Linked DNA regions of Mus musculus: regions 1 and 2 are each linked to region 3. Evidence: chromatin loops called from intact Hi-C (ENCODE). Cell type or tissue: heart. All regions are shown on one strand.

Region 1 (8,000 bases), 160 kb before region 3:
ACAAACTGACATTTTTAAGAAAATAAAGCTAGAAAAAAGCTGTGCCTTTAATCCAAGCACCTGGGAGGCAGAGGCAGGCAGGTTTCTGAGTTCAAGGCCAGCCTGGTCTACAAAGTGAGTTCCAGAACAGCCAGGTCTACACAGAGAAACCCTGTCTCCAAAAACCAAAAAGCCAAAAACCAAGAAAATAAAACTAGAGACCATTATGTTAAAATAAGTCAGATTCAGAAGTACAGATATTGTATTTTCTTCTCTTATGTGGAATCTAGATTTCAAAATAAAACATATATGCCAAATGCATGACATTCTGGCTGAGAAGCTCACCGGACAGAAGAGAGTTATATTGCCCATATTTAAAGTTATATATAAAAGAGAAGGCAGAACTATGAGTAGGCAGAAGGATTAATGGGTACAAATCACTTGACACAGTGTTTCTGAGTTTGAGCCCCCAGAAGTCATGTAAGCAGGATATAAGGTTGCAAATCAGTCTTATGGATAAAACAGGAGGTAGAGACAAGAGAATCCTTCGAGGTTTGTCTATCAGCTAGGCTAGCAGAGGCAGTGGCAAGACAAGATCTTTTCTCCAATATGGTGAAAGATAAGGACTAATACCTGAGGCTATTATCTGACATCCACACATGCCATGGTATACACAGGCCCACATTCATACACAGAAACACACACATCATTCACATACAAAGATTTGTAAATGTCTGCAGGAACATACACACATGTGACTATAGAAGGGATACTGTTTGGGAAAAGGAGGAGACCAGCAGGAAATAGTGGGGACAGGAGAGAGCAAGAGCAATAAAGGAGTACAGAGAACAAACATGAAAATGTCATCAAGAACACCTCCGCCCCGCCCCCCCCAAGGGTCTCACTGTGTGGCCGAGGCTTTTGTCTTGAGTGATGGGATTAAAGGCCTATACCACCACCAATGTTTTTAACAGGTTTTACACACACACACACACACACACACACACACACACACACACAGAGGCTTTAAAAAAAAAAAAAACTCAGCCATAAAAATTATATACTCAAAATTAAAATTTTTATTCTGTCTAGAAAGCAAGACACATGGATCATGCCTGAAACCCCAGAACTGAGGACTGGATTGCTGAGTTCATAGGACAGCGTGGGCTACAAGGAGTGAGGTCTCAGTCAGTATGAGCTATGTGAGACCTTGCTTCAAATTAAAGAACAAACTAAAAACAAAGCCCCACAAGACTCTTACCTCTACTTTCTCTTTTAGTGTTTTAAACATTGACAATATAACATGTTCTTCCTCCATCTGATGAACTTCTTCTCGACTAGGCCAAATGTCATGCAGGTAAATTTCCTTGCCCGTAGAGTCAGTACCTGATCAAAATTGTAACATGGTATTCAGTACACATATTACAACAACCACCACCAAAAACCAACACCTCAAAGCATTTCTATCTTTTCAAAGAAAAGTCACAGAAATCAAGTAACTGATTTAACAATGGGGTGTGTTTCAGGTTTAAATATTGCAAATCAATTACATATACATATTACATTCTTCATATCAACAGACACTAAGAGCAGAAAAATAGATGTTTTAAGAAAGTAAACAAGTATTGCATGTTTTCTTTCATATCAAGAGTATGGTTTTAACAACTTCTGGAGACAGTGCACATAAGTATGCATATAAACATACAGATAATATATAGAAAACACACCTAAAGGCTCTGTCTGGAAGTCTATATTCACTGTGCCTGCTATGGCATAAGCCACCACTAAGGGCGGAGAGGCGAGATAATTGGCACGGACACAATCACAGAGACGGCCTTCGAAATGTTTGTTTCCAGATAAAACTCCACAGGTAACCAAATCACCCTAAGGGGGGAAAACAAATATACTTGATTCAAGAGCTTATATATACTCACACAATTATAAAATTTGTCTCAACTAATTTTAGGTGAGATCCAGACAACAACAACAAAAATTTTTACTAAGTTTTAATTTTAAGTATAGAACTACAATTCTTATACTTTAATAGTTCCTTATATTACTAAGGAATTAGTTTTAAAATATACAAGTAATTCTTTGCATTATTTTAAGATCCACAAGTTACGTTTCCTGAGAGTTTCCAGTATAAATATCAATATACACACTGTTTATAATTTACTAACATGATATAGCTGAAACAAGCTGGGGCAACTCTCAAAGAGGCTCACAATTGCATTCATAAGTGTGTCTGAGTTTTTAAACTAGCATCTATTAATCAACTCTGATGCTTAAGTAAATATTGAAGCATCCTTATTAAAAATAAACAATAAAAATGCACTTAGATGTGCTAATCTACATTTTTACCTGTTTTACTGCATTCAAAACTGCTTCTGATAAAGGTGCTGTATTTCCTACACATGTTGAACATCCATAGCCAACTATGTCAAACCTGCATTTAAAAAGTGAAGCATGACTGGACAGTATGTAAAGAAAGGACAAGTCTTCTCTCTGCATTTCCCTTCTAGATGGTTGTGAGCATCTTCTCTCTTTATTTCCCTTATCACAGTAAGATTGCTTGCTTCGTAAGAATTAACCATCAACACATGAATCTCACAGTTTTAAACATTAAAGTCTCACTGGTAGCATGTTCTTTGAACTGATTATAAATCTCAGAAGAGGCCACATAGCCACACTATCTGTACTAGATCAAAAGAACTTTAACAGTATCAGAAAGCTCCTCTGCTCTAACTAGAACTAATAAAACCCCTTTTAAAAAAATCATGTGTCCAGGTGGATTTCTGAGTTCGAGGCCAGCCTGGTCTACAGAGTGAGTTCCAGGATAGCCAGGGCTACACAGAGAAACACTGTCTCAAAAAACCAAAATCAACAACAACAAACAAACAAAAAATCATGTGTTTCCACTCGAAAGGCATATTTCAAACTATAAAACATAAGGATGACCTCACTATAACAGTCATCAAAGGTCCCAATTTACTAGTGGAAATAAATTATTCAACTCTGAATAAACTACACCTAACAAGAATCCCTGACAGTAATTCCAAAGTAAGATTACAAACATAAGCCTCTAAATTACTTTAGCTGCTGCTCTAAAAGCAAAATTAAAAAAAAAAAAATCTAAAATTTATGAGGCCTTAAAAAAGGATAATTTATGTAAAAATATTATTTTCTAAAATTATACTGTTATCACTTAAATATGAAAGAAATTTAGAAGTTGTTTCTCTTAAGCTTCATAGATAAATTAACCTCACATTGCAGACCCAATAACTTTGCAAAACCTAAATCAAGACAATCTGTTCAATTCCCCCCACTGCTCCCCAATACAAGATTTCCCTGTAGCCCTGTCTGACCTCGAACTACCTCTGTACACTAGGCTGGTCACACATTCAGATATCCCCCTGCCTCGGTCTCCCAAGTGCTGGGATTAAAGATGTGTTCAATTAAATTAATCCAACTTGTATTATTCCTTTACTCTTTTCTGAACTGAACATGACTCATGAGAATTAGATTTTCCTCACCCCACTCTTAACAGTAACAGCCCTGTCCTGAGGGCTACAGACCATGTGCTTGACCTCCAAGTGCCTCTGCTATTCCCAACCACCACCTGCTTCTTAGGCACCAGACTATGTGGATGGCAAGGGAACAAGTGAAGGGCTCTGGCATGCCCGAGCACGGCAAGCATGGCGCTGACAGGTTTTTTCTTTCATCTTTCCTTCTCCCCTTGCTAAAATAAACACCATTAAACTGTATTGCTAAAGCTTGTTCCCAAGGTTGATTCCCTTATTTGTCACTGACTCATTCCTGAGATTTAAACACCAAGATCCAACAATCAAAATTCATTATCTGGCTATCAAGATTCACCAACTCATCCGAGCACAGATTTCCCCCTTTTCTCCTTAAAAATCCACTCCTGCAAAAAAAACAAAACAAACAAACAAAAAAACCAAAACACTTGCTTGCTTCTTGCTGCTGTGCTGTCTGACTTTGTACCCTCCCCTATCTGCTAGCCCCTCTGGGTATAAAATTTCCTTTTTGCTGAGAACTTGGTGTCTGGGTGTGTCTTTTACCAACTCTGAGGGGGCCATCCACCCTTTTAAGTGGTATTTTTCCTTTTTTACCTCTCTTTGATTCCTAACAAATATATTTATTAACTGCTGAATACCAGTCTAGGTATAAATAACAGAAGTGTCACTCACCCTAGCTTGCTAAGATAGGGTAGCACTCCACTTGAACTGAGGTAATGTGTAACCATCCCACTGCCTGGAGACAAACTTGTTCGTATATAAGGTTTAACTCGTAGACCAATTTCAACAGCCTTTTTAGCCAGAAGACCTGTAAAATCAACAAACAATGACTATGACAACGTACCCTTCACATTAGAATAAAAACCAAGAAAAGGGTGTTTAATATCGTCAACTACAATTTATAATAAAAAGCTAAAAAAAAGTTTTAAGATTTATGTTTTAGTGTCTATGAGTGCTGTATCTGTATGTACACCTGCATGCCAGAAGAGGGCATCAGATCCCAGTGTAGATGGTTGTGAGCAGCAGATATGGTTGCTGGGAGTTGAACTTCGGACCTCTGGAAGAACAACCAGTGCCCTTAACTTCTGAGCCATCTCTCAGGCCCATAAAACCTTAATATCATTACTGTGTGCATTTTACTCTACCTATTCAGTTCACTGAAGACAAATTGAAATTTTTAGTAAAGTAGCATCATGCTGCAGGGTAAGGAGGGTAAGGCTAACACCACAGCATCACACAAACAGGGAAAAAAAGAACATTCATATAGAACTGCTACTGATGGAATCAATGCCATAATCATAGTAAACAAAGAGCAATTTAACATTGGTAATGCTGTCACCCGGTACACAAACTGATGGTACGTGTCAGTAATTCTCCCCTTGCACAGTATACTGTGATTGTAAACTGGTGGGAAAAAATCCCAAGCAATACCTGCTGAGTAGTGTTACTTTTAAATTTACTGAAGAGACAGAAACAATTTAAAATTAATAGGTATGTAAATTATAGGGTTTTTTCAAAAGCTACCTTCTGTGTTAAAAAAAAACCACTACAAATTAAAAGCTTAACAACTTAATTAAAAATTTCAGTGTCTCGATATAAAACACAAACACAGATACATTATCTAAGAATGAGAAATATACCAGGAAAGCAAACAGTAACTTACATGAGAGAATACAGTTATAAATACCAACCTACCTGCAGCAAGCATCACAGATGGATTGCAATTATTGGTACAACTGATAACTGCAGCAATGACCACGGATCCATGGGACAGCTTATACTCACTTCCATCATAACGAACAGAGACAGTGTCACTTTGTTTTTCTGCTGCAACTTGGAAGCCTTTAAATCCAACCTATAAATTTGTATGCAAATATTACAGACTTGGTAGGACTAGTAGGAAACACAACTTGGACATCAAAGTTCTACTGTGACACATAAGGTCCACACCATTCAGAAGGTCCAATTCATCTTAAACAAGATTTGAATATTTACAGGAGAAGTCTAGTGGTGTTCATAAACAATACTTTTTTATATATTGATTACAGCCAACCACCCAGAATCCAGTCCCAACTCAGACATTTCCTAGTTATTCCTGTTCACAGGAATTTTCAAAAACACGATAGAAACTCCTCCTATTCTAAAGATCTGCCCCAATGATTCAAGTGTGTGAGTGCAGAAGAGGTAAATAAGGTTTACACTGAGTTCATTAGTGCTAACGTTGCCTGGCAAGTGTACAGCAATTTATCAGAGACCACCTTACTTCTGAACATGTTTAGTATTTTCCAAATAAAAAGTAAGGAAACTATAAAAGTAAGGATTGGCAGGCAAAGCCAACTCTACTGTTTCCTAACAGACCAAAGTGACAAAACTACAGCCATGACTTTAAAGGCAAAATCAGAAACCCCAGAGCCAAAGTTATTTTGTTTGTGTTGGTTTTTTTTTTTTCAAATTCAATGAAAATAATTACGCAGTGCAATGGTTTCTTCCTAGTAAGAAGTCTGTAGTAATGATGCCCAGTAAAACATTCTTCAGTGATATAAACGAGTTCTGTTCTATCACGCACCTGATTAGCACTTGAAAGGAAACCACTGTGACTGAGAAACCTCACTTTATTAACTTCTGATTACTTTAAATAGATATAATCCAAACTCTGACCCTCTTGAGGCTGCTAGCATACACCATAGCATATGAAGAAAAAAAGAAAAGAGCAGTAGACTGAATTTAGAAATCAATCCCAAACTCTGAGGCTCTTAACTACTTAGCACATAGCATAACAGTAACAATAAAATAACTTACCTTTTCATTTAAGCAAGCCTGAAAATCACTTTTCATATCTGTTACAGCAACCCTATCCTGAGGCCTTTTTGGACCACTGACAGATGCAACTATTGAATTCAGATTAATCTGTATCACCTAAGAAAACAAGAATGGAGGAAAAGGAGATCAGAATTTCCAAGAATAAATACAAAAGCAAACATTACTTTGTAAGCAGAACGAGTACATCTATTTTAACACAACTTATAAAAACTATGGCTTTTCCTATGTTTTTCTCTACAAATATAAATACTATCAAAAGGGCTGAGGATATAGCTTAGTTGCTAGAGGGCTTGCCTAGCATGCAAGAGGCCTTGGGTTCTACCCTGAGCATCACACAAAATCAGAATTGATAGTATATTGCTTGTAATCCAAATACCTCAAAAGCAGAGACAGGATGTTTATTAGTTCAAAGACATCTTCAACTATATAGTGAGCCAGTCTAGGCTATATAATATATAAGGCTGCCCTAAATAACAACAAAACCAAAACCACTGTCACAACAGAAGCCTGCACAAGAACTCTGCTCATCATCAGCTCACTGCTCTGAGTTCTAATCCCAGCCATGCCTCACTCTCAGATCACGAAGTGAATGGTTAGTAAACATTCTCCCCTGTCACCTCATATGTGATGCCTGGTCAACAGAGCATGCTAAGGGAATATAACAAAGAAAGGTTTTCATTCTCTGTGTGGCTTAAGAGGATCTTACTGGCTAGTTTCCTATGAGATGGCTTTTATTTCTTGGTTAATAAGTCATTATTTTTGTTAAAATCTCAGTTTCCAATTAGTTATTTATTTTTCCAAATATTAGTATTTCCTTTGTGTATCTTATGTGGTTAGGCACAGCAAATTTAATCATTCTTCATTATAGTCTCATCACAGCCATGATTATTCTAAAGGACCCTACTATATTTAATAGGTTCAACTGATCCTAGTCTTTGACCTAAATAAACACTGAAGACATTTTTTTTAAAGATTTAGTTTTATTTTATATGTATGACTATTTGTCAGCATGCACATGTTTGTATACATGTGAACACGTGTCTGGTAGCTGTGGAGGCTGTAGAGGGTTGTCAGATCTGCTGGCACTGGAGTTACAGATGATTAGGAGACATATGGTTGCTGGAAACCCACCCAGGTCCTCTGAGAAAAGCAGCAAACGCTTTATCCACTAAATCATCTCTCTAGCCTCAATTAGTTTCTTTTGAAATCAATGTCTTGATGGATTTTAGCTTTATTTCCAAGTATTGTCAGTTTACAAGGTTAAAGAGGGTTTTAAAAACAAAAAACCATAGTTTTTTACACCCTAGGCAGCCCAGGTTGGCCTTGAACTATGTAGCCCAAACTGGCTTTGATTTACAATCCTGCTATAGCTTCCAGAGTCCTGGGATTCCAAGTATGAACGACTATCCTGGGCACAGCTAGGACTTACTTGTGTGAGGTATAGTCTTCTATTGTGTTGCTGACCTTAAACTTACAATGTAAAGCTGAGGATGGAGCGGCACTTCTGATTCTCCTGTCTCCTCCTCACTGCAGGTGTGGGTGACCGAGTACTGGAGACTGAACCCAGGGCTTCCTACATGATAAGTACTCTACCAACTGAGACATAACCCCAGCCTCTGGCTAGGGTTTTCTAGTAAGTAAGCAATTCAATTTTACTCTACC
Region 2 (8,000 bases), 86 kb before region 3:
AGAACAACTTACACTTACAGGCTGTGGTCTCATTAGTGCAAGGATAGCTGTCTACCAACAGAAGGCCCAAAGAATCCAGTGGTTCTTCAGTACACAGGCTGGATGTCTCACCTGGTCTTCAGTAAACACTGGAATCCTATAGAAGTAGGCTATAATGCCATTGGCAAAATTGACTTGCCAGTAATAGTGAGAGCAAACAGTCAAAGAGCAAGAACTTCCTTCTTCCATGTCCTCTCAAGTCAGGACCATGCCAGCAGAAGATGTGGTCCAGATTAAAGGTAGTTCTTCCCACCTCAGAAGATCTGGATTAAAAGTGGGTCTTCCCACCTCAAATGATTTAATTAAGCAAAATGAAATAAAATCCCTCAAAAATGTGCCTGGCCATTTTTTTCTTCTTCTTTCTTTCTTTTCTTAATCTTTTTAATTTTAAAAAAATGTTTGGTTTTTAGTTCATTCCAGATATAGACAAGTTGACAACCAAGAATAGCTGTTGAAGCCTGCTCCTTTAACTGTAACTGTATTCAGTCTCCATTTTGCTCATAAGGTAAAATTAAGTTCAGGTTCTCAGACCCCACTTCCAAGAAGTAATTATCAATAGCTGACACTGAAAAATTCTCCCAAAAGGCCATAGCACTATGGTTGTATTACTTATGCTGCTATGTCAATGCTCTGAAACTCCCCTGTTCACCACCCATTCACTTAGGACCTCAGCTAGGACCAATCAGCTTAAAAGTCAGCCAAAATGTAGAACTGTCTCCACTCTTGACTTCTACTACTGAATTTGGTTTTTCTTATAAAAAGTCTGCCCTAAGAATAGACTTGTGGAGCCGGAATCAGACGTCTCTGTTGCGGCCTGCGTTGTGTCTCCTCCTCCGTTGACCCTGCGCTTCAAGGATGACCTCTAGGAAGAAAGTGTTGCTGAAGGTCATCATCCTAGGAGACTCTGGTGTTGGAAAGACCTCTCTCATGAAGCAGTATGTGAATAAGAAGTTCAGTAACCAGTACAAAGCCACAATAGGAGCGGACTTTCTGACCAAGGAGGTGATGGTGGATGACAGACTTGTTACCATGCAGATCTGGGACACAGCTGGTCAAGAACGGTTCTAGTCTCTTGGTGTGGCCTTCTACAGAGGTGCAGATTGCTGTGTTCTGGTGTTTGATGTGACTGCCCCCAACACTTTCAAAACCCTCGACAGCTGGAGAGACGAGTTTCTCATCCAGGCCAGCCCCCGGGATCCCGAGAACTTCCCTTTTGTTGTGTTGGGAAACAAGATTGACCTGGAAAACAGACAAGTGGCCACAAAGAGGGCACAGGCTTGGTGCTACAGCAAAAACAACATTCCTTACTTCGAGACCAGTGCCAAGGAGGCCATCAATGTGGAGCAGGCCTTCCAGACAATTGCTCGGAATGCCCTTAAACAGGAAACAGAGGTGGAGCTGTACAATGAATTCCCTGAGCCCATCAAACTGGACAAGAATGACCGGGCCAAGGCCTCCGCAGAAAGCTGCAGTTGTTGAAGGGGCAGTGAGCACAGAGTCCTTCACAGACCAAGAACACACACGTAGGCCTTCAATATGCGTCCCTCCTCCTCCAAACAGACCAGAACGTGAGCTCTCACATCCAGCTGCCAAAAGAAACTCCACCAAACAGTTATCCAACACACACACATACACAAAACACACTCATGCACACACAAACACATACACACAACACACACACAGCAAGCAAACTCCAGCCTGTGCCTGTCAGGACTCCTGGGGCAGCTGTCCCCCCTCCCCGTGAGCCCTGTGTATGGCAGGCATAATATGGCAGAGACCCTGGGTGCTCTGGGGTGCAGTGGGCATGGAAAGCTTACTCTTTTTGTCCACTGGAGAGTGAGAGAACTGTTCACAGTTCATCTGTGTCTAATTATCTGATTTTTTTTAATGGTCTTATGGTCTTTTACCCCTCCCTCCTTGAAGGTCCTGTGGGAAGGCTGGTACCCAGGCTCCGTTCTGAGCAGGCTGTTTTGTATGTATCTCTTAATGCTTGTTACTTTTAACTAATCAGATTTTATTACAGTATCCATTTATTATGTAATGCTTCTTAGAAAAGAATCTTATAGTACATGTTAATATATGCAACCAATTAAAATGTGTAAATTAGTATAAGGAATTCCTGGATTGTGTGTTTAAGTCCTCTAACACAGGCATGCAAGGTGGAGGGTTGAACCCTGTCTGGATTACAGAGTGTTAGAGACTCAAGTGTGGAAGTCCAGCTAGCGGCAGTATTCTGTACAGTAGACACAAGAATTATGTACGCCTTTTATCACAGACTTAAGAGCCAAAAAGCTTTTCATCTCTCTGAAGGGAAAACTGAACTAGACAGTTCCCTTCTGTGTCTAAATTTTCCAAAAGGTTGATTTGCATAATATAGTAGTGTATACAATGGATAAATTGCTGTTACTTCAAAAATTAAAATTCTCATTTTCTCCCTTTCTGTTTTTTTTCCTTATATTCAACACTTTATGATGCCCTTATGTCACTATCCTACTCAAAGAGGAAAGGAGAACTCACCAGACCTGTCCCAGTGACTCTACCTTTGTTCTAGAAGGCGCTCCTTTCAGGGTTGTGGTACCTGTAGGTTAGCAGACCCTCCTCCTTTCCCACCCACCCAAGTGTGGCCCAGCACTAACCCACCATCTCTTGGGTTGAGCCCTGGCAGTTCTGTCTTTTCCCGAGGTCCTGCCCTGCATCATGGCTTGCTTCCCGGAGCACTTCCCCTTCAGAGGTCTACATTCTAGGGTGTAGGCTGATTTCTTCTGTAAAGAGATGAATGTGATGCCAATAAAATTTAACAAGAACAAAGAAAAAAAAAAGAATAGACTTGTACCACAATTGGGCTCCTGAGTCCTTTTTTTTGTGGTCTTGATCAATCAGTCTTGGTGTACATTCAATAAACTATTTCTGCTTAACTGAGATCAGTGTTCCTATGGTTTGTGTAGTGATTCCTGAACCTCAATAGCCATCACGATGTTTTTGCTAAAAAGTATAGACTCCTCATCCGAGTCCACAAGGTAAACGAAAGCCTGGCATCTCTGCCCTTATATTCTGTACGTGCCTACTTTACATTAGCTCAGACCTCTGTTTGATTGGTCTACCAAACCTACCTCAATGCCCTTCCAGGCTGAAGGAAGAGAGACAAGTTATTGACCTAAATCTGCATTCACTTTGGGTTCTCAGAAGAAGAAAAAGGTTCAGGTGAGAACAGTTATCCATGTGGGTGAGGGAAGATGCTGGAGCAAACATAATCATCTCGACAGACGAAGTGAATTTAGCTATATGGATTTGACTCCCTGTGGGTTGCACTTGCACACCTGCCCAGGAGCAATCTAGATTCTCAAATGAAAGACACATACACACACACACACACACACACACACACACACCAGTTAAGTTTTGACGTGTTATGACTAGCTCAAAGACTGTGCACTCTTAAAACTTCCCCTGCTAGCAAATGCTCCTCTCTGGTACTCCTGAAACTCCTAAACCTCCTGCTACCCCAGGCCTAATGGGGAAGTGACCAGTGTCGATGTCATCTCAAGGATCCTAGCTAATGACTCTTCTGGTCCCATTAAAGCCTCCTAGAGGACCTTAGCTATTAGGTCAAGCTGGGGCACTCAGATTCTTCCAAACCATGCCATGACCAGGAAGGCCCTTGGATGCTGTGTAATGCTGGAGTTCTCATAGTTAAGGTGAGACCCATAGGTAGACATGGTGGCTTACATCTGCAATCACACGGAAGCAAGAGAATTTAGGAAAATTGGGGCTACACAGTGAGACCCTGTTTCAACATATCAAAAAAAAAAAGAAAAAAATCTAGAAATGCTTGTGCCCAAGGGTAGTATAAGCCTTAGAAGCTTGACCTTTTTATAGGGAGATCTGGGCTCCTGAAGGTGAAAAATTCTAACCACATGGTGCAGGCTTTTGAAGATTTGGGGCAGTATTTCGATTTGAAATGGGCTTGCTTGGACTATATCTTAATAAATTGTCTATGCATGGAAAGAGCTTGATCTCAGGAGGAAACATACGAGAGGCTAAGTATTTGGTTGAGACCTACCTAAGGAAGTAGAGCTGTCCTGGAAGCCCTGAGGTAAGACAGCCCAGATAACTTATTGGGTCATTTGGGTAGAGGCTTGCAGGCTGGTGGCCTTGGGCACCTGACAGATGTGTCAAGCTTAGCCAGACATTATCTTTCATCTCTTATGCTGAGGAAGGAAGCCTCTAGATGGAGCTCTAGTACTTCCCAAGAGAGGCAAAGGCCCGGCAGCTGCTAGGGCCATGGACTGAGCCTGATGGGTGTCCCTTTTGTCTTCTTATTCATCTCTTTTGGCTCTCATCTTGGTAATTAAACACCTTGAAAGCTACACTTAATAAAGTGAGGGAAGGGGTTTGGGAAATCCCTGCTCTAATTTTTGAAGCCTTTGTCTAATACCTGGAGAGGACTGGTTTAAGAGAACGTGCAGCCAGTATAGTCTGGCTTTCTCTACTCTCAGGGTCTAGACTAGTATATTTATGTATGGTTTTAATAAGGATGAACTGAAAGAGAGCAGGATCTTCAGAAAGCCCCTGTGCTGTCCGCCGTAACTCACTATAGTCAGCGGGGTTAATAACACCCTTCTCAATCCTAGGACACAGGCATTCACATAGCCCCAATGAGCCACTCCACTCCTTCACTGTCAACACATCTGGCCAGACTGGACCCTGAAAGGAAACTCACAAAACTGAACTTGGTGCACATCACTGAGAAGAGGAATGGGGAGATGCTTGTCCTGGAGAAGAGAAATCCTGGTGACCTTTACGTCCCTTTCATTAAGGAGACCGGATGAGAAGGGGAGCAACAGGCATGCAAATGCCCAGTCCAGATGTGCTGCAGCTCCACCTAATGAGAGGGAAGGACACTTAGCCAGGCAGGGGCAGACTCTGACCTGACTGTACGGAATCTGCTTTCTTCCGAGAGGAGGGAGAAGTCCTCATACTTTGGGCGGTCTCACTCTGGATGAGCTCTGCCACCACTGGTGCCTCACATTGAGAGAGGCTCCCCGGAAAGAAGAGAATAGTTCCTGGTGGTGATGGGTGGGGCAGGATGTCACCTTCAGGTCACCAAAGGGTTGCCCTGGCCAGAGATGTTCAGTTGCAAATGGAAAGTAAGGATTTCCACAGTGGACCAAAGGAAAATGCTGTCTGTCACCTGTACCTTGATGGGTGACTGTGATCTGGAGTCACAGCTAGGGGTCTTTGAGTCTAAATGGAGAGCAGCCCCAGCTAGAGACCTTCAGTTACACATGGTTCATTCAGCTGACCACAAGCACCAGAATGAAGAGAGGACAAGAGAGTCCCTGTGCAAGTCTCCAAAATATCACGGGTCCCTGATAGGAGGGGAACTGGGCAGCTGGAGGGCAAGAAGGGATGAGTAAAAAGATGTCTGTGTGTAGGTAGTAAAAAGAATTTACCCCTCAACGATGAACAGCGCTGTAGAAGTAAAAGCTTTAGAAGAATAAACTCTTTCCTTCTCCCCCACCCCCACCCCCAAGAAGAATTTATCAAGGATGCAGTGTAGTGGATTAGTCTGGTACTACTATGTATCCAAATGCTAAATATCGTATCCCAAGACCTGGTTGCTCCAAGAAAATAAAATAAAAATAAAGGAAGCCCAAAGAAGCAAATGGCATCTTAGATGACACACACAGCTTCGAGACACAGAGATACTTTAATGTCAGTTCCCTGGTCACTGGACTCTGTTCTCCTCTCACCCATGTCCTGCCAATGATCAGCTTTGGCATTCATACGGTAGGTAAACTGAAGCAGGCAGCCGTTGGGGGTCGGTGCTTAGAGCTGCTGACAGGGGTGGATCCAGATTCTTTCAGGGGTTGCTGCCAAAGGCAGCCATTGATTAAAGAAGTTACGCAGCAGACTTCTCTGAGGGACAAAGCTTAGTTTACTGGGGCTGGCACTTCCGAGGGCCAGCAGAAAAACTATGAACTCTTTTAACTCCTTGGGGCTATCAAGAAAGATAAGGAAATACACATACAGTGCATGAAACAAAAGGCAGAGTCCAATAACTTCATACACACAGAGATATATGTATACATACATGCACACATGGATACAGATGTACACAGACATATAGACACATAGAATGGTTAGAGTCAAGCTCCAGTAAGCAGGCTCCAAGCATTTCACACATACACATGCATACATATGTACATGCAATTGGTGGATGGAGCAAGCTCCAACACACACCCAGAAAAGTTTACATATGTACATACATTCACATGGTTGATGGGTGGAAGGAACCATGTTCCAGTTCTCTGTCACACAAACTTTACACATACACACATAATTGATGGATGGGAGAAACAACGGTCCAGCCCTCCACACTTTATTCTTTCTTCCATAGCTTATATATCCCAGCAAAATCTTTCAAGCAGTATAAAACTACAATATGATTACATTTTTGTTTTCTTTTAGTAAATGATTATGAAGATCCAGTGTGTTTCCCAGTGCCTTTACAAGAAATAACACACTGTAGTACAGGCAAAGAAAACAAATTATTCCCCAAAACCCACATACATTCATAACTAAGCAACTTGTCATAGACTAACAAAGTGTAAGAAAGGAAGGTAATCTCTCCAGTTTCTCTTACTGGCAGGCAGTAATTTGCAGTTACAAAGAAAGGAGTAATTACTTTATTATTTATCTTTAAAAGCAATCTTATAAGAATCTTAAAAGAATCACAAATCTAAACTTTTATATAAAAATCAGTCATATCTACCTTAAATCCTCAGAACGCACATCTACTCATCAGCAATTCTTAATAAATCATACCAGGGAGCTGAGGGCAAAAAATGGGTGTAAGAAATCAACCACCCCCTCTCCAGTCTCAGTGAGAGGCACATCAGCCAGGGCTGCCATTGTTCTTGTTCCCTGACCAGAAGAGGTCCCTAGCTTGACTAGTAAGAGTGTGCCTTTCTAAACTTCAGTTTGCTTCCTAAGATTTTTTTTTTAACATCAGAGTCAGTAGTGAAAACATCTCAACCTAGCTTTACTAACAACTTTATTTTTCCAAATGTTTTCTAAGGGTGGTGGTCACCGCTGACAATCTATGTCTCTTAAGTTCTTTCCTAGGGTGAAGATTCAATCACAAGTTCTCTCCAGCAGCAATGCCTGAAAGAGATCAAGCACTATTGTTGTAAGTGCCAGAGAGACTGCCCAGTGAGGGACTGGAAGCCTCCTAAAAGTTTTCATGCAGTTCTTCCATTAAGAGAGATGTGAGTGCAGCAAGCAGAGCAGAACTCCATAATAGCATGAAGTCCTCAGGACACATGGTCCTCGGAGTTGTGCCACACCGAGGCTTACCCATGTGCCTGTGGTAACCTGTGGGCTGCGTTCCATGAGTACTAGAGCCATTTATCATTCCTCCTGCAAGGGCCCTCAGCAATGTCCCATTCTTGTCCCCAACTCTACTGGCACAAATTATTAGATGGTTTCTGTAAATGCCAACCCTTTCCAAGTGAAGCTACCTCTGCTCACATCCTCCCTGTGACATACAGATGTGACATACAGATGTGACATACTTACAGTATAGGACTCCTCCCTCCTGGCCACAGCTGACTGGACCCTGGATCAAGAAGCTACAGTTTGCAGCGGAGGGGCCCGTTTTACGGCTGAACGGCACCCTCTTGACTTCATCCCTTCATCCGCTTTCAGCCTTTCTGATCTTTAGTAATTCCAAGCTAACTTGAGGTATTTACTTACTTGCTGGAGTTTTGAGACAGGGTCTCATGTAGTTCAGTTCATTAAGCAGTTGAGGCTGGCCTTGAAGAACTCCTTCTGCCTCTACCTCCCACGTGTTGCGATTGTATGTGGGCACCACCGCACCCCTGCCCACTTATACTTTAGACAACTGAAAATGCTCAAACGAAGACGACCTCCTTGTTTACCTGTTGTTACTTAGACCT
Region 3 (8,000 bases):
TGTGTGTCTGTGTGAGGGTGTCAGATACCCCCCCCCGGGGGGGGGGGAACTGGAGTTACAGACACTTGAAAGCTGCCATGTGGGTACTGGGAATTGAACCTGAGCCCTCTTGGAAGAGCAGCTACTGTTCTTAACCACGGAGCCATCTCTCCAGCTGGTAACAGGTTTTAAAGTGGTTATTATTGTTGCTGTCCTCCGCCCACCCCAAGAGTTATTCAGCATCTGCCAGCCTACCACAGGAATTCTTGCTTCTCTCTCATCACCCAGGTAGATCCCGCTCTACTTCCTTCTTCAGACTTAACTATCAAGGTCTTCTTCCTCTTCCCTGGCAGTTGGGCACAGGCTCACAGCTCCAATTTGGGGCTGCCAAGCTCATCATGCCATCCCCCTTGTCCACCCTCTTCCCTCAGACTGTTGTGCAACTTGGCATTGCTGCTTCCTGTGTATGTAAATAAATGCTGTGAGCCAGGTTACAGCAGAAATGTATAAGCTGTGGGGACTCCCACCAACACCAGGCCTGGTCCCTCTAGCTGCACTTTGGCTTCCGGCAAGGATGAGTCCAATCCTGATTGTATTTTTTTTTTGTTTGTTGACATTTTGTGTGTGTGTGTGTGTGGGGGGGTGTATTTTGTCTGTTTGCACACTGCATGCATGCATGGTGCCTCCAGAGGTCAGAAGAGGGTATCCTCTAGACCTGGAGTTACAGATGGTTGTGAGCATCTATGTGAGTGCTGAGAAGCAAACCCTGCCCTTTGGGAGAATAGTCAGCGCTCTTAAGCACTGAATCACCTCTGCAGCTCCTGCTGCACAATTTTGAAGGGGGTCAGTGCAGGCTGTGGAGGAAGGGCATGGGTCCTAAGCTCCTGTTTTGTCTTTGTGGGCTATGACCACTTCATGCAGAGGAGCAGAAAGCCAGGCTGCATAGAGACTTGGAGACTTGGGTATAGTCTTCCCTCGTTTGTGGCTTTACCTCCTTCTATTGTGCTCTGGTTTTCCTACACTTGTTCTTTTCTATAGAGTAATGAAATATAATTCATAAGCCTTTGATACAGGGGGAATGAGGTAAATGAAACTTTTCTGATCAGATGGATGGCTTTTTGTTTCAGATGGCCTGGAGTCCTGGTGAGGTAGAGAGTCACTGTGAACTCCTTGGGGACAAGGAAATCTAATTCCTTTGAATATCCGCAGCCAGCCTTTGTTTAGGCCTAGTTAGTAAGCAGTGGTAAGGCATCTGTGGACAGTAGGCAATCATGGGCCACTCTGACTAGCAGCTGATGAATCTAAAGAACTCGGGGCTTCTAGCTGCCTCTTTCCAGGCTTTGTGGAGATCCCTGCACATTCCAGAGCTAAGCAAAAATCCTCGGTGGCACCCGGTTCTCGTCCTCACTTGGTCCAGAGAAACAGCTCTCACGTATTGGGTCTGTATCCTATGCCTTTCAGAGGGCCCTGCAGTACACGGATGACTCTAGGTCTTGGACAATGCCTGAGCTCTGTGGCTCAGGTGGTGTTTATACTCCAGTCTGGGAATTTCACAGCAGAAGCCCCTGGGAGCTAAGCTATGGAGTAATGATCTTCATTTGAACGTAAGGGAACTGAAGCCTGAGAGGTTCTTGCTTATGGTCCACAGAAGGCTCTCATTGTCTCTCAAATGGAAGGAGCCAAAAAGTCAGCTCCCTGCCTCTCCACCAGCACTCCCTGGCTGTGCACAGGCAGTTACTGCCACCCTCTGGCCAATGTGACAAAACTCCTGCCTGTGTTCCCTAGACTAGATCTTGCAGTCCAGGGATCCTGGCTGCAGAGAAGAAAGCCAGTCCTACGAGGTTCCCTTGAGAAAGAATCAATGTGTTCTTACGGGCTTGGATTTGTATCCAGACCCCTGCCCTTAGCCCCAGAACAGACCTGTTCTCATCATTGTCTGCTTCCTTCCTATTTGTGATCTCTGACCCCCCCCCCCCCAACGCTGCAATGAGAAATAAAATGTTCATGAAGACAAGAGATGGTAAATTCTCTTGTTATGACCCTAGGGATCAGCTGTAGCGTTCCCCATGTATCTGTAATCCTAGTGGTCTGGGCAGTTAGAGGGCAAGCCCAGAGGAGAGAGAGTCCTAGGAGGGCAGCTGAGACCTCCCCTCCACTACATACATCTCTCCTCTCTTACCAACAGAGTGTGAATATGCCTGACCTTACCCCTCTCACATCTAAAGTCACCATGTTTCATCAGTGACAACAGTAATACCAGCCCATCTCCAGGGACTACCTGTCCACTCTAGACCTTGTGTAGAAAAATCCTCTTGGGCCAGCAAGATGGTTATGCAAGCAAAGATGCCTGGCATCTCTGAACTCAATCTCCAGGACCCACATAGTGGAAGGAGAGACCTAGCTTTTACAAGTTGTCCTATGTATCTCTTCTCGACTAGTAAGAGTGATAAGATTTCAGGTCATCTCAAGAACCTGATACAATGCCTGTTCTTCCCCGTCCTCATTGAAGAGCTGGGGCCGCCCCCAATCAGTCTTATGCCCTCCTCCTTTAACTGTTATATCTTTCAAATTAAAGCTTTTGTCCGAGAGTTTATGCTTTAGACTTGGTTTTTATTTCTACAACCACGGAGACAAAGTTCTCTTACAGGTGCTATCCTCAGCTATAAAAGAAACAATGGCGGGGGCTGGTGAAATGGCTCAGTGGGTAAGAGCACCCGACTGCTCTTTCAAAGGTCTGAAGTTCAAATCCCAGCAACCACATGGTGGCTCACAACCATCTGTAACATGATCTGAGGCCCTCTTCTGAAGTGTCTGAAGACAGCTACAGTGTACTTACATATAATAAATAAATAAATCTAAAAAAAAGAAAAAAAAGAAAAAAGAAACAATGGCCTGTATTTTATATGTTCTTTGTGCCAGACACTAGTCTGAGCCTCTCACATACACAGCAACCTTCTTTTAGTTTTGATGGTAAGGGTTGGTCTTTGGTTTTGAGAACAAGATCTTGTATAGCCCAGGCTGTCCTTGAACTTGCTATGTAGACAAGGATGACTCTGGCCTCCTAATGTTCCTGCCTCCACCCCTAGGGTGCCAGGCACTACCAGCATGCAGGACTACCATGCTGTGGATATTTTTAAAAATTCTTATATCAGCCCCAGTGAGAAATTTCTATTACAATCCCTATTTTAGAGATGTCACCATAAGGAAATAAAACTTAACTATCTTAGAATAAACACAGGCATTTTGGCTTAGAGCTTAAGTCCTTATGTGCCCCATATGGAAACAGAAGGGGCCCAAGTTCCATCCCTAGGGGTGTGGAGGAGTAAAGGAGGGGCTGCCTAGAGGGATATATCCACAGAAGGCAAGAGGCATTATGGGAAATGCTTCAGCCTACAGACTATGGTGTGTGTTTGTATGTGTTAATGTTTGTATGTGTGTGCACATGTGTGTGTAGGTGTATGTGTGTGTAGGGGTATGTAGGTGTGTGTGTGAGAGAGAGAGAGAGAAGAGAAGAGAAGAGAAGAGAAGAGAAGAGAAGAGAAGAGAAGAGAAGAGAAGAGAAGGTCAGCTATGGGGCAAAGGAACAAACATTAGAAAAGTGGGCTGGAGTCCCTGTTCTGAGGCTTTACAACAAAGGGTTTTAAAGAGGACCACAGTCAGAGGACCTCGAGCGCCCTCTGCAGGACATATGTAACACACCTCCCCTCGCCCCCACTCTAGTTTCCCTCTTTCACTTGCTGAGTAGAAGATAGTGCTCTGCTATTGGACTGCTGATTTAGGTCTTCTCTGGGAAGTCACTTACATATATCCAACTTTTTGACGGAGTAGTGGCAATCCTTTCTGCTGGGCACATGGCGACCTCCCTGTCCTTGTAGGTGTAGACTGAGGCTGTAACTCCGTGGTGAGCCTGTAAGAGGGAGTCAGGTGTGGCAGACATGAGCCTGAAATGCTTCTACACACACGTGACTCTGGGCTGCGTGGTGACACTGCTGTTCTGTGTCACTCTGCTTGCTTCGTCCTGTCTCTGGGTTTGCTCTGTCCAAGCTCGTTGGAAAAGCAGTAAGCCATTTTTTAGGAAGAACCAGAATCCTGGGGCCATGGCCTTCCAAAGAAGGACTGGGTATACTTTCAGAGCCTTTCAGGACAGGGCACACAGCTCTGTCACACCCGCTGTCTTCAGTTTTGCTTGATTTTATTGTGAAATCTTTTCATTGTCTTTTGACCTGCAAGATCACAACTCTTCCTACAGATGTCTCAGTGATGCACAGTTACTCTGTCTCCCAGATTTGCTCTATAACACACATAGAGGAGATCTAGGAACTTTGATAGAAAAATAATTATATTTTTATTTCTCTTAACTTCTAGCAGAAAGGTGATGTTTTTCTTGATCACATATGTGCACAATAAACCAGGAGGCATTAACAGTAATTGACTTGGTCACTAAATCAAACCACAGTATTGTTCCTATTTTATTACAACCACTGAAGATAATTCAAAGCATTGTGTATGTGTATTGATACTTTGAAATCACAGACGGTATTAGATCTGTTGAGCTCAGGTAGGTGTGTTATTATTTTGCATATTTATGGCTATTTTGATGGAATTATTTCCCTTTAATCCTATGTGGATATTGATCCATTTATAAATATTATTCTGAGGCAGGACTCATAGTCTTGATTGCATGTCAAAGACATTCATTGTACATAAGAGGCCTGTTATTCTTGCTTCACAGTAGACCATGCTAATGACCTCATGTGCTTGGTGCTCTGACAGTAGAGAGGTGAAAGGTAGGGGTTTAATATAGTCTTTGAACAAGCATATCTGGAGTTCACATCATAATTATTCAGTCACTGAAGAGCACACGAATAATTCAATGTCCAAATTCTACTGGAATTCTCTCAGTTCTCTGTTTGGCATCTTGAAACAGCACTCTGAGGTATTTTTCGGCTTTGAGTTTGAACGACAGAGTTATAGCCAGGCCTGGTAGTGCAGGCCTGTCACTCTAGAGATACTGGAGACTGAAGCAATAGAAGCAGGAATCCAAGGACTGCCTATGCTACAGAGTTACAGAGTAAGTTATAGGCCAGCCTAGGCAATTTATTGAGAACTTGTTTCTAAATAAATAAATAGATGGCTGGGATGTAGGCCAGCAGGAGCATGCTTGCCTAGCATAGGCAACATCCTGGGTTTGAATTTATGCGCTATTAAAAAAAAATATATAGGGAATGGCTCAGCAGATAAAAGTGGCCGCCTTCAAGCCTGATGACTTGGGTTCCATTCCTGGGCTCCACGTGACAGAGACAACTAAGACACTCAAGTTGTCTTCTGACCTCCATTTCTACACCATGACATGTGTGCACACTCCCATACGTGCACACAACTTTTAACAATATTAAAATGTGGCACTTTAAAAATTACAGAGCTAGGTTGTTTTAGAAAACCTTTATTGTAATGATTTTCGAGCTTTTTGCTGTGGGAGATGGGGGGCGAGGCTGGGCTGGAAAGGAGAAGGAAAGAAAAAGAGGACGAAGAAAAAGCGGGGAAAAAAAAAAAAAGAAAGAAAAAAAAACAGAAGAAAAAACGAACCCGGGAAGTCATCAGAGAAGCTTTCTGAAGCCTGTTAGCAGCAGGCTGCCCTAGGTACTCCCCGCCCACTCTCCCTGGCTCCACCCTCACCCCAACCCCGCACGCCAAGGCAGCAGGGGGGCGCTCTGCCGGTCCCGCCCGCATCCCAGGAGAGGCCCCGCCCCTTCGTTAGCTCATCCACGAGCGCCACGGTCGTGCTCCACTGACGTCAGGCGTGCTGTGCGGCTGGCTGTACGGTGGTGAGTTGGTGTGCTGGGCAGAGTTGGGGAATGGTGGTCTTTGGTGCTGTTGCCTACTAGGGCGAGAGGGCGACTGAACCGGGAGAGTTGGAGGCCACCACAGCAGGTTTGTTCACGGAGGCTCCAGGAGTCCAAGGGTGGCTTTCGTGACTCTATTTAACTTGGCTAGTCCGCGAGGCACGAGTCCCAAGGGCAGACAGAAGGCCCATAGGTGGACTAATTTTGCTCCCAGATAATGTTTTGTGCATCCCGGAAATGAGGGTTGGCTTCTTTGCGGGGTGGGGAGGGGAGTAGTTTCCCCTTAGATAGAGGACTCTGGGGAGGGGAGTAGTTTCCCCTTAGATAGAGGACTCTCTTAATACCAGTCCTATAGTAGTTAGCCACGCTGTTAGGTAGCAAGCTTCACGTCATTGAACACTAAGCAGAGAGTGAGTTCCTTTTATTTCAAGTACCATGTGGTATGGTGCGTTACAGACGTGCCTGAGAAACTTTCATAGACGCATGGGTTAGTCTCTGGGAAGCCTGAAGAAGGACCTTTAAATCCAGCCCCGATAACTGGAAATTTTCCTAAAGAGAGAGATGGCATAGAGGCCTCTTGGGATTCTCTTGGTTCTGAAATTACCTGTCATGAGACATGTCTTAGTAGTAGGAACTGTGTATTTACCTACGCTTCCGTCAGCTGCTCTAAGCCTCTCTCTTCTAGCCAGAAGAACGGAGCTAGTAAGAGTGCCTACTAAACGGCGTTAAGGAAGGTTCAGTGAGCTAATCTGTATAATAGTTAAAATAGGATCTGATGCAGTACGTCCTCAAAGGTTCAGCCTGATGGAACTGCACACCCTATTTTGAGGGTAGCTTTTTAAAAGTTGACTCCCTATAAACCTTCTTACTTGTAAAATTGTCGTTTTTCTCTATTGCCAAGTGTGAGGTTCGTATGGGCAGAGAGGAGGCAGTATCACTAAGAGGGCTGGTCTTCATGCAGTTTGTGTCTCAACTTGTTTGAGCCAAATTGTCAGGAGAGCTTTCTAGTCTGGGCAAGGTCCTGTTCTTGAGTCACAAATCAGTAACAGTCACAAGTCAGCACACCTGATTAAGATCTCTTAGGCCAGGACTATTTAGAAATCATGTGTCTGTCTGAGTTTCTGTTCTTGGTAAACATTTGTTAGTCTTTGGTTTGCATATTTGAAGCAGGTAGCATGAGCCCAGATGTCTGAGCTGTATGTACGGCCTGTTAAGTGAGGATGGAACTGAGGGGCTGTGAACATGGATTAGAAGACAATTCACACTCTTATATTTGTTAATTTCTAGTTGAAATTTAGCATATTCTCCCATTATGTTATATTCTCACATAACAAGTATTAAATATGACTTTGTTAACGGCTTTAGCGATCACAGGTGTTTTCATATCAGAATGTTGTGATGGGATTGTTGTTTGTTTTGAGACAGGGTCTTGCCAGAAAGCCAGGCTTAGTACCTCCAAACAATTAGGATTACGGAACTGCTGGCAGGATGTTGTTTATGTCCTGAGGTTGCGGCATCTTTTAGACTTGCTGATTCTTATAGAATGTGATGATAAGGAGCCATGTGTGTTTTGCTCTCATAAGTTTGGTTTTCATGTTTTGACAAGATTGTTTTCCACATAGAGCCTATGCCTAGATTCTGTTTGTGAATTTTCATACTCGATTATATTTATTTATAATTTTAGAAGATGTGCAGGGTGTTGAATCTTTTGAGTCACGTGATGCCCAGTTCTGAGTTCGCTTCTGCCTTGTTTCTGCTCTCACTCTATGAGAAAGTGTCTTTTCTCTGGGGTTTAGTGCCATGCCTTCTCATTTTTGTGTTTTGGTTGCTTGTTTGGTTTTGGTAGTGAGCCCGTGGTGAAGGTAACCCTCTGGCATGGTGCCGGAGTGATAGCCCATGTTCTTGCCCAGTGCAAGAAAGCTGTAATGAGTCTTAGAGAGAAAAATAAGTATTTTAGATAAGCCCTGTTTAGGTTGAGTTCAGTATTAGTGAATTACTAATGTATGGTCAAACAGAGTCATATGCAAACAAAACAAAGCAAAACCATAGCATGTGATTACATATTGAGCACTTGACAAAAATGTGTCCCAGAGGCTTTCAGTGGCCTACCTCTGAGTCTCCAGAGGAATGGTCTGATACTGCCCACTAGTGGTAACTTTATAGAACATAGTTACCACA

Evidence for each region. Hi-C counts contacts between places; a loop is a spot of excess contacts. Peaks named below come from ENCODE experiments on the same cell type or tissue, not always from the same donor. Only the 100,000 strongest peaks of a DNase experiment are listed, where the experiment ranks them.
Region 1: it touches region 3 in a loop (11-fold over the local background); 6 of 42 quality-filtered maps call a loop at or near these places.
Region 2: a loop joins it to region 3, with 7 times the contacts of the local background. A loop is called at or near these places in 36 of 42 quality-filtered maps.

Annotation. Positions count from the first base shown.
Region 1 is chr9:54,893,813-54,901,812 of GRCm38, reverse strand. It overlaps Ireb2 (iron responsive element binding protein 2), which reads right to left. Exons shown (of 22, transcript NM_022655.3): 11 at 6,318-6,434; 12 at 5,214-5,373; 13 at 4,191-4,326; 14 at 2,341-2,425; 15 at 1,707-1,863; 16 at 1,241-1,365. Among named protein-coding and RNA genes, the nearest start is that of Hykk, 19 kb to the left of the region's middle. In heart, a CTCF peak has its summit at 4,479 (motif pointing right); no DNase peak of the experiment used is centred here.
Region 2 is chr9:54,818,178-54,826,177 of GRCm38, reverse strand. It overlaps the pseudogene Rab7-ps1. Among named protein-coding and RNA genes, the nearest start is that of Ireb2, 42 kb to the left of the region's middle. In heart, a CTCF peak has its summit at 4,266 (motif pointing right); no DNase peak of the experiment used is centred here; H3K27me3 peaks cover 2,115 bases.
Region 3 is chr9:54,732,279-54,740,278 of GRCm38, reverse strand. Wdr61 (WD repeat domain 61) reads left to right here and starts at 5,730. Exons shown (of 11, transcript NM_023191.3): 1 at 5,730-5,804. In heart, CTCF peaks have their summits at 1,727 (motif pointing left), 3,669 (motif pointing left), 5,693 and 7,964 (motif pointing left); a DNase peak (open chromatin) is centred at 5,778; H3K4me3 peaks cover 2,381 bases; H3K27ac peaks cover 2,269 bases.